2 separate regions of the Mus musculus genome follow, and region 2 is linked to region 1. The links are chromatin contacts, found by POLR2A ChIA-PET in ENCODE. All regions are on one chromosome and are shown on one strand. The core of a region is the stretch at or near the end of the contact, and the rest is flanking DNA. Distances in the headings are between cores, read along the strand shown.

Region 1 (4,294 bases), core at 1,148-3,647:
CATGATGATTAATCAAGGTTAATGAGATAACTTCCTGGAAGTTTCCAAAATCTTGTTGGTAACTTGTAGCCTCAGAATTATACTAAACTTCTTAGTTAGGGTTTCATTGCTGTGAACAGACATCATGGCCAAGGCAAGTCCTTCATATAAAGGACAAATTTAATCGGGGCTGTCTTACAGGTTCCAAGGTTCAGTCCATTATCGTCAAGGCGGGAGGGGAGCATGGCAGCATCCAGACAAGCACAGTGCAGGCAGAGCTGAGATTTCTACGTTTTTATCTGAAGGCTGCTAGTGGAAGACTGACTCCCAGGCAGCTAGGACAAGGGTATTAAAGCCCATGCCTACAGTGACACACCTACTCCAACAACTCCACGCTTCCCAACAGTGCCACTCCCAGGGCCAAGCATATGCAAACCATTACACTAAGTAATAGATTTTTACTAAACAGCTAGGTTATTTGTAAGTAAAATAAAGCATAAAAACATGTAGAAGAAGAAGAAGAAGAAGAAGAAGAAGAAGAAGAAGAAGAAGGAGGAGGAGGAGGAGGAGGAGGAGGAGGAGGAGGAGGAGGTGGGGGGGGAGGAGAGAGGGAGGGGGAGGGGGAGGGAAGGGGAGAATATGTAAAGAAGACTATATACATAGTCTTTAGTCTTTTGAGGCAGTCTTATATAACCCAGGCTTGCCTTAAACTCACTGTGCACTCAATAGTAACTTTGAACTCCTGATCCTTCAGACTCCACTGCTTAAATGCTCTGATTACCAGCATGAGCCACCGTGCTAGCTTTTTATTTTCATACGGCACCGAGAGAATACTTTTAGTTGGCTATGTTAATAAACATATTCTTTTGCCACATGAGAAAGCTGTACTGTGAAAAGCGCGTACCTGTAAACATCGTCAGATGGCACACGGTCCTACCATCCACTAGCCTGCCGCAGAAGGCTGCTCTGTAACAAACAACTCACAACTTCCACTACTTCGTATTTTACTGTGAAAAACTAAAATCAACACATATAAATAAAAACACTAGAAAAAAATGAAGGTGAAGAGAAATAACGTCACAGAAAAATCATTCAAAGAATGCAGGATTTATTTCTGTTAAAGAGGCAAGAGAATGATTTTTTTCCTAAATTGAAATGGCCAATTGTTCCACAAGAAGAAAGAGAAGTGTAAGACAGGACCTGAATGTGTATTTTCATGGGCTCAAAGAAGGTGACTGAGATTGAATGGATTTATTTATAACGTTTTATTTATTTTATTTTATTTTTCATTTATTTTATTATTATATATTTTCTTTATTTACATTTAAAATGTTATTCCCTTTCCTCATTTCCCCTCTGAAAACCCCCTATTCTATCCCCCCTCACTGCTCACCAACCCACCTACTCCAGCTTCCTTGTCCTGGCATTCCCCTACACTGGGACATGGAGCCTTCACAGGACCAAGGACCTCTCCTCTCATTGATGTCACATAAGGTTTTTTTTTAATCTATCTATCTATCTATCTATCTATCTATCTATCTATCTATCTATCTATCTATCTATCTATCTATCTATCTAATGTTTTTTTCGAGACAGAGTTTCTCTGTGTAGTCCCGGAAATCCGCCTGCCTCTGCCTCCCAAGTGCTGGGATTAAAGGGGTGCGCCACCACCGTCTAGCAAGGTTTTATTTTTAAAGGGAAAAATTTCACCAAACAATGGTGAAAATGCACCACAGAGGCACAGGGCTGTGAACAAAAGCAGAATTTGATTTTCTTTAAGTTGATGGCTTCTTAAGTCTTGCAGTGATAAAATGCTCGGACGGAAGCAACATGGAGGAGACAGGGTTTGTTCTAGCACACAGCTCTGGTGTGGAACTGTGTGGAGAAGCCACAGAGGCGGGAGTTTGCGATAACATTGTATCTGCAGTCAAGAGCGGACTGCACCGAAGGCTTGCTCACATGATTGAGGTCAGATTGCGTTCTCCACTCTTACACTACCCAGAATCCCCTTCCCAAGGACTAGTGCCACTGCAATGGGCAAGTTCCCCACCTCAATAAAGATAACCCTACATCATATTTTACAGGTAAGCATTGATATAAATATTTCAGAAATTACATGATAATCCATAGATAATTAATTTTCTCATTGCTCATTATATATTCACTTTCATACTACCAACCGTAATTTTAGTTTTGGAGTTGTTATGTTAAAATTGTGTGCATAGCTTGACACATGCCTGTTGGGAATTGGTTCTAATGCTTTGAATTAATTCAGTCCCCTAAATCGGGAATCTGCAGGGCCAAACCCTGAAGGTCCTTGTTCTCAATTGGCTTTTGGTCGATCAATATAGAACCAATAGCCAATGGCTGGGCAGGTAGACTGAGGCGGGACTTGGAGGCAAGCCGGGAGAGAGGGAGGAGAAAGAGATCGCCATGATGGGGAAGAAGGAAGAGGAGACCTAAAGGCCAGCTGACATGTGAGAATCAGGGAAAGTGGCCACACGGGCCACTTCCACAGCTGTGTTTGAGGTAGCAGAGATAAAATAGAGATTTTAAAAGATGTTTACTCGGGAGTAACAGAGGGGATTGTTTGCTAGCTGCGGGAAGGATTAGAACTGCCCAGCCTTTGGGCTAGTAAAGGTGTATTAAAAGTAACTGGTGTGTGTGGGGAGGGTGGGGTGAAGCGAGCACATGTGACCATCCGGGAGCAACGTGGTTAGCCAAAGTACCGCTACACATGCCTGTTTGTGGTCCTAGAATTTGGAAAGGGGGAGGGAGCTTGAAAAGTTAGATATCAATGCTCTCTCTCTCTCTCTCTCTCTCTCTCTCTCTCTCTCTCTGTGTGTGTGTGTGTGTGTGTGTGTGTATAGAACCCGTTTTTAATCCCAGCACTCAAGAGGCAGAAGCAGAGGGAGGTGGTCTCTGAATTTGAGGCCAGCCTGGTTTACACAATATATTCCAGGTCAGCCAGAGCTACAAAAATCATCTTGAAAACCCTAAAGAGGTCTGGTGAGATGGCTTAGTGGTTGGGAGCACTGACTGCTCTTCCAGGGGTCCTGAGTTCAATTCCCACCAACCACATGGTGGCTTACTGTAATGGGATCCAGTGCCCTCTTCTGGGGTGTCTGAAGACGGCAACTGTGTACTCACATGCATACAAATACATAAATAAATAAATTGTTTAAAAAGTTGACTATATATAAAAAAAGGGGGGGGGAGAAATCCTAAGGAAAAAAGAAAAAAGAAAAGAAAAATTTGAGGTCAGTTTGAAAACCCTCTTAAAGAAGATTAGGGGAAAAAAAGTAAACAAAGGCTGGGGGTGTAGTTTGGTTGGTACAGTGCTGGCCAGCAGCCAGAATGTCCTGGATTCAGCTAATCTTTTGGTTGCCAAAACCAGGCATGGTGAAAGAGCTCTAGCCAGCAGCCATGGGTGTGGGAGGATCAGAAGTTCAAGGTCATTCGCAGACTTCGTGGAGAGTTTGAGGCTACTCTGGGCTTTAAGAGACCCTGACCCTGTCTCAAAATAAACAAAAGAGAAATATCAAAAAATAAAATATTTCAGAGAAATAACTAAGTTTCTTATAAAAATTAATTCATACATCTTATGCATATGAATATTTTGTATGTACGTCTATTTGTCACATTCTTGCTTGGTGCCCCAGAAGGCCAGAAGAGTTCATCAGATCCTCGGGATCTGGAGTTACAGATGGTTATGAGCCACCATGTGGGTGCTTGGAATTGAACTTGGGCCCTATGGAAGAACAGCCAGTACACTTAATCACTGAGCCATCTCCCCAGACCCCTAAATATCTTATTGCACAAACTCTCATTAAGTCTTTAAGCATGACCATGCTACAAGTTTTGCCTTCCACAGATAGTTACTGTTTTACTCTGATTATCTACTGCAATCTGCTCTGAGCAATACTCCACACACACACACACACACACACAAAAATAATAATAAATAAAATAACTGTCAGTGAGCTGGCAAGGCGGTATATGTCTGCATCGTCAGGACTCAGGAAGCAGTGGCAGGTACATGGCGAGTTTGGAGCTAGCTTGGACTATACACAGAGTTCTAGGCCAGCCTACGCTATAGCTCTAGAATGAACTCCTGCTTTCAAAAGCAGGGAATGTTTCAGAGACTCAAGGAAAGGAACTTGGCAGGCAGGCACCCAGGGTTCACAGTGTGGTGGCTGTGAGCCTGGCCCCTACAGTTAGGACTTCCAACTACAGCAAGAAGCTCATTCATCTTATAAAGCTGCTGCCTTGAGGTCAAGCGGAGCAAGCACAGGCTAACTGCCTTGCAGTGGGC
Region 2 (4,294 bases), core at 1,072-3,571, 35 kb before region 1:
GAAATGGAGAAGGACAGAAAAGAAAAAGTTAGGCTTTTTCAAGTACCTTAGAAAAGAGGTCCTGCCATCCTGAGGAGTGACCTTGCCGTCCTAGAATGGCCTTGCCATTCTTCAGTTCTGATGCCCTGAAGGTAGTCCTGCTGTCCTGGGGGTGGTCTTGCCTTCCTAGGGGAGGCTCTACCTTCCTGGGGTGGTTCTGCCTTCCTGGGGGTGGTCGATGATCTCTGCCAAGTCCAGAGATTTTAATCTTTCAGGCTGACCCTTATCCCTTCTTCGTCACAATCCAACCCAAGTGGGTACAGGAAGCTGCCTCTGACCCTCAGTGGAATTTACCTTGGCCTTTCGTGTGCTCCCAAAGCCCCACTTATCACAGCAGTTATCTGAAAGTACAGTGTCTTCTTGTTTATTCAGTGCTCCCACTGGACAATGAGCTCTTTGAGGACTGGGGTGGCATCCTTTTGCCTTTGTCTTGCTTGAGGCCAGCATTGTATGTGACTCCAGCATTTGAAGCTTCAGCCTGCTGAGAAAGTGTTTCCCGGAGATACTGATCAATTAACTCCTCAGAGATGATTTGCTGCTGGGAAGGGCCCCTGAGTATGGAGGTGTTTGCTTCTGCCTGGATGGGCCCTGAGAAAGGACTTCATTTACCCTTTTACCTGAACCTTTCTTCTGCTCTCTGGAGTCCCAGACCCTTCCTTTACTTGGAGCTGCGTTCCTGGAGCTGCGGCCTGTTGCCTTTCTTCTCAGCCCTGGGATTAATTCTGCAGGTTGCTTTCTAAGAGAAGCAACATCAGCTACATATGCTTTGTGCTTTGTGCGTTCCGTTTGTTTCTGAGACAGGATCTCTCTACATAGCTCTGGCAGTCCTGGAACTCACTATGTAGATAAATTAGAGACCCACCCATTTCTGCATTTGACACCACACTAAGCAGATGCCATGTGTTTTTGTACCCTTTCTTTCATTTTTGGATCAAAGACAATAGGTAAAAAGGTGTAGCGGTATTTTGGGTATCCATGCCTAGCATTTAGAGATGGCCAATAATATTGTGCCTTGTACTTTCTTTGACACAGTCCCTAGTCTGTGTATGTCCTAAGACGTCTTCAAATAGAGGGGTGATTAATCGTGATTGTAATGGTTTAGACTTACGTAGGCTACCACTTTCCAGAGAACTGGGGAGGAATTGCACCTGCCCTGGCTGAGGACCAGGACTGAATAGAAAGAACTGAGTGGCATTCATTTCTCCCTGCTTCCGGCTGTGGATGCAATGTGACCAGCTGCGTGCTCTTGCTATGGCGTTTTCCCTACCATGATGCATTGTGTTTTCTCTTCTACCATAAGTCAATGGAACTTCCTTCCTTGAGCTGTTTTTGTCAGAACGACAAGAAGAGCAGTAGATAGAGAAAAGAAGAAGGCCGTGGGCAGTAAGAGGAACATCTACAGGCAAAACTACCCCTCACAGCTATTTACCAACTGACTGTTCCCATGGATGTCCTTGTTCTAGCTTTCCTACAGATAGACTCATGGTCACATGTTGTTCTGTACAGTCCAGAGAGCAATCTATGATAGCCGTGCAATTAGTTTTGAATGAGTGTGCTTATTAAGTATAGCAAGCAAAAGTATAAGAATAAATAACCGTAGATAGATAGCATCATCCAGTTGGAAGCTTGCAATCACTTAGCAGAAGCAGACTGGGGAAGCCCTGAAATTGGTGTGCTAGACTGGGCTGAGCCTCTTTTATGACGTCCCAAGCTGGGGAACTCTTGGGCATGTTTTCAGTATCAGGCATGAATTCCTTCCTGTGGAACAGTCCTCAGATCTAATCAGATGGCAGTTGATAAAACTCCTTAACTTTCCTGCTACTATTGTACCATGTACTTCTGGTGGGAACTGTCCTGATTTGAATGAGAGTATCCCTCATAGCCTCATGGATTTGAACACTTGACCCTCAGTTAGTGGTGCTGTTTTGGGAGATTTAGGAAGTATGGCCTTGTTGGGGGAAGTAGGAAACTTGAGGCATGCTTTCAGAATTTAAAGGCTCATGGAACTTCCTATTTTTTTCATGCTTCATGCTTGGGTCTCAAGCTTCTTGTTGCAGCAACCTGCATGTTGCCATAGCTCTCCACCATGAAAGTAATGAACTCTTATCCCTCTGGAACCATAAGCTCAAATAAACCCTTCCTGCTTTAAGTTGCTTTGGTCTTTTTTTTTTTTTTTATCACAGGAATAGAAAAATGTTGCAGGATTTTCCTGTCCAATCATATTAGGGCAGTGGGAGGCTTGTGATTGGACAGGAGAAGGGAGGCAGAGGGAGGAGTTAAGGAGACAGACAGAGAGAGAGAGAGATCTGAGGAGAAGAGGGAGAACCAAAATGGAGGCTGACGTGGTGTTATCAAAGGTTAGAATAATTGTGTTAAAGCTTTAGCATTATCCGACTCTGAAATTATTGTATTGTCATCTTGTAAATTGTGTTATTATTGATACATAAATCTGATTGGCTAATTAAGCAGTAAGAGTCTTGATTCTACGGGGTAATTAGGTGTTGAAATGGCTAACCAGGGGTGCGCAGGGAGTTGCATGAAAGCTAAAAGAACTCAGGGGACCCCCCCCCCCCCGCCGTCCGAGAGATGGCCTGGTGGAGCCATGTGGCCTAGCAGGGCTGGCGAGTTGGCGGGCAGAGAGACAGAGTGAGTGAGATCACCTGGCGCAGGGGCTCCAGAGAGTTGTGATTGGCAGGAGCGAGGGAGCGGGGCCTGGCCCCGCAGAGAGTTAATTCATTTTTTAATATTTCCCACAACAAAAAAGTAGCTAACGTACCAACCAAAAGCAATGGCGCTAATCTCTATCGCTTTGTGAGCCTCAGGAGCGGTCCTACTAACTCAGAATCCTACCCCTATCACTGAGATGTTCATGTAATGATCTGTGTTGTCTGCACTGGGCACCGAAGCATACTGTGTTCAGACTCCATTTTAAAAAGTTTGTGTGTGTGTGTGTGTGTGTGTGTGTGTGTGTGTGTGTGTGTGTAGATCCCAGCACCGAAGCATACTGTGTTCAGACTCCATTTTAAAAAGTTTGTGTGTGTGTGTGTGTGTGTGTGTGTGTGTGTGTGTGTGTGTGTGTGTGTAGATCCCAGCTGATGCTCTGCAGCTGTAACTGCCCAATACACATGCTGGGAAACAAACCCGGAGCCAACCCTGCAAGAGCAGCAAGTGCTCTTAACCGCTGAGCCATCCGTTGCAGCCCCCAATTTTTTTAAAATTACGTACATATTTAAAAATGTGTACATCATATTTGGTTTGGGGGGAGGAATGTTCATGTGGAGGTCAGAGGGCAACTTTGTAAAGTTAGTTCTCTCGTCACATCTTTGTATGAGCTTTAGGGATCCAACTCAGCTTATTGGATTTTCTTTCTTTTCTTTGTTTTTGTTTTTCCGAGACAGGGTTTCTCTGTGTAGCCCTGGCTGTCCTGGAACTCACTTTGTAGACCAGGCCTTGAACTCAGGCCTTGAACTCAGAAATCCGCCTGCCTCTGACTCCCGAGTGCTGGGATTAAAGGCGTGTGTCATCACGCCCGGCATATGGTACATTTTTTTAATAAGATGCCCAGACTGAGGAAATACCAAGTTGGCACTTTGGACACACCAGGAACTTCATGTAGACCTTTGCCTTTATGCCCAAATGCTTCTTGGGTGTTCTGAGGATAGCCATCAGCTCCTTGTGAAAGAGCATCAGAATGGTTTATGTTCTTGTGAGGAGATGTGCCTCGTGGCTAGTAGTTTTGAAATTCTGCTAAAACGTGCTTCAAATATGTAAATCAAAGTATAATTCTGATCAAAACAGTTTTATTTATCAAAATTCACCACTGAAACTTTTTTTTGAATCAGTACATATTATTTCCTTAGCATCTGCTTTCATTTTCATTTATACAAATGAATTTAAATTGAATTTCTAAAAATTCTTAGACACGGGCCATGGATTTAGATCACTTGGTAAAGTGCTTGCTTAGCACACACAGGACTTGGGTTTGATCCTCAGCACTGCATACTCCAGGCCCTGTGATAAATGATATGTGTAATCTTAAGACTCAGGAGGTAGAGGCAGGAGGATCAGAAGTTCAAGGTCACCTGAATCTACCCAGTGAGTTTGAGACTTGCTTTGGCTATAGGAGTCCCTATCTCAAAGTATAAATAAATAAGTCAATAAGTCAGTAAATAAATAAATCTTAAACACATAGAAACATGTTAGTGCATTTATCAGACCATATCTGAGATGGTCAATAATATTTGTCATCTGTATC

Evidence for each region. ChIA-PET counts read pairs that join two places held with the same protein, here RNA polymerase II (POLR2A).
Region 2: POLR2A ChIA-PET joins it to region 1 with 45 read pairs in embryonic stem cell. The contact joins the promoter of 2400006E01Rik here to the promoter of Platr4 in region 1. POLR2A ChIA-PET finds 5 or more read pairs at or near these places in 4 of 5 experiments (Patski and embryonic stem cell).

What each region holds. Positions count from the first base shown.
Region 1 is chr3:41,491,302-41,495,595 of GRCm38, reverse strand. Platr4 (pluripotency associated transcript 4) reads left to right here and starts at 2,397. Exons shown (of 2, transcript NR_040385.1): 1 at 2,397-2,508.
Region 2 is chr3:41,526,501-41,530,794 of GRCm38, reverse strand. 2400006E01Rik (RIKEN cDNA 2400006E01 gene) reads left to right here and starts at 2,321. Exons shown (of 6, transcript NR_130791.1): 1 at 2,321-2,396.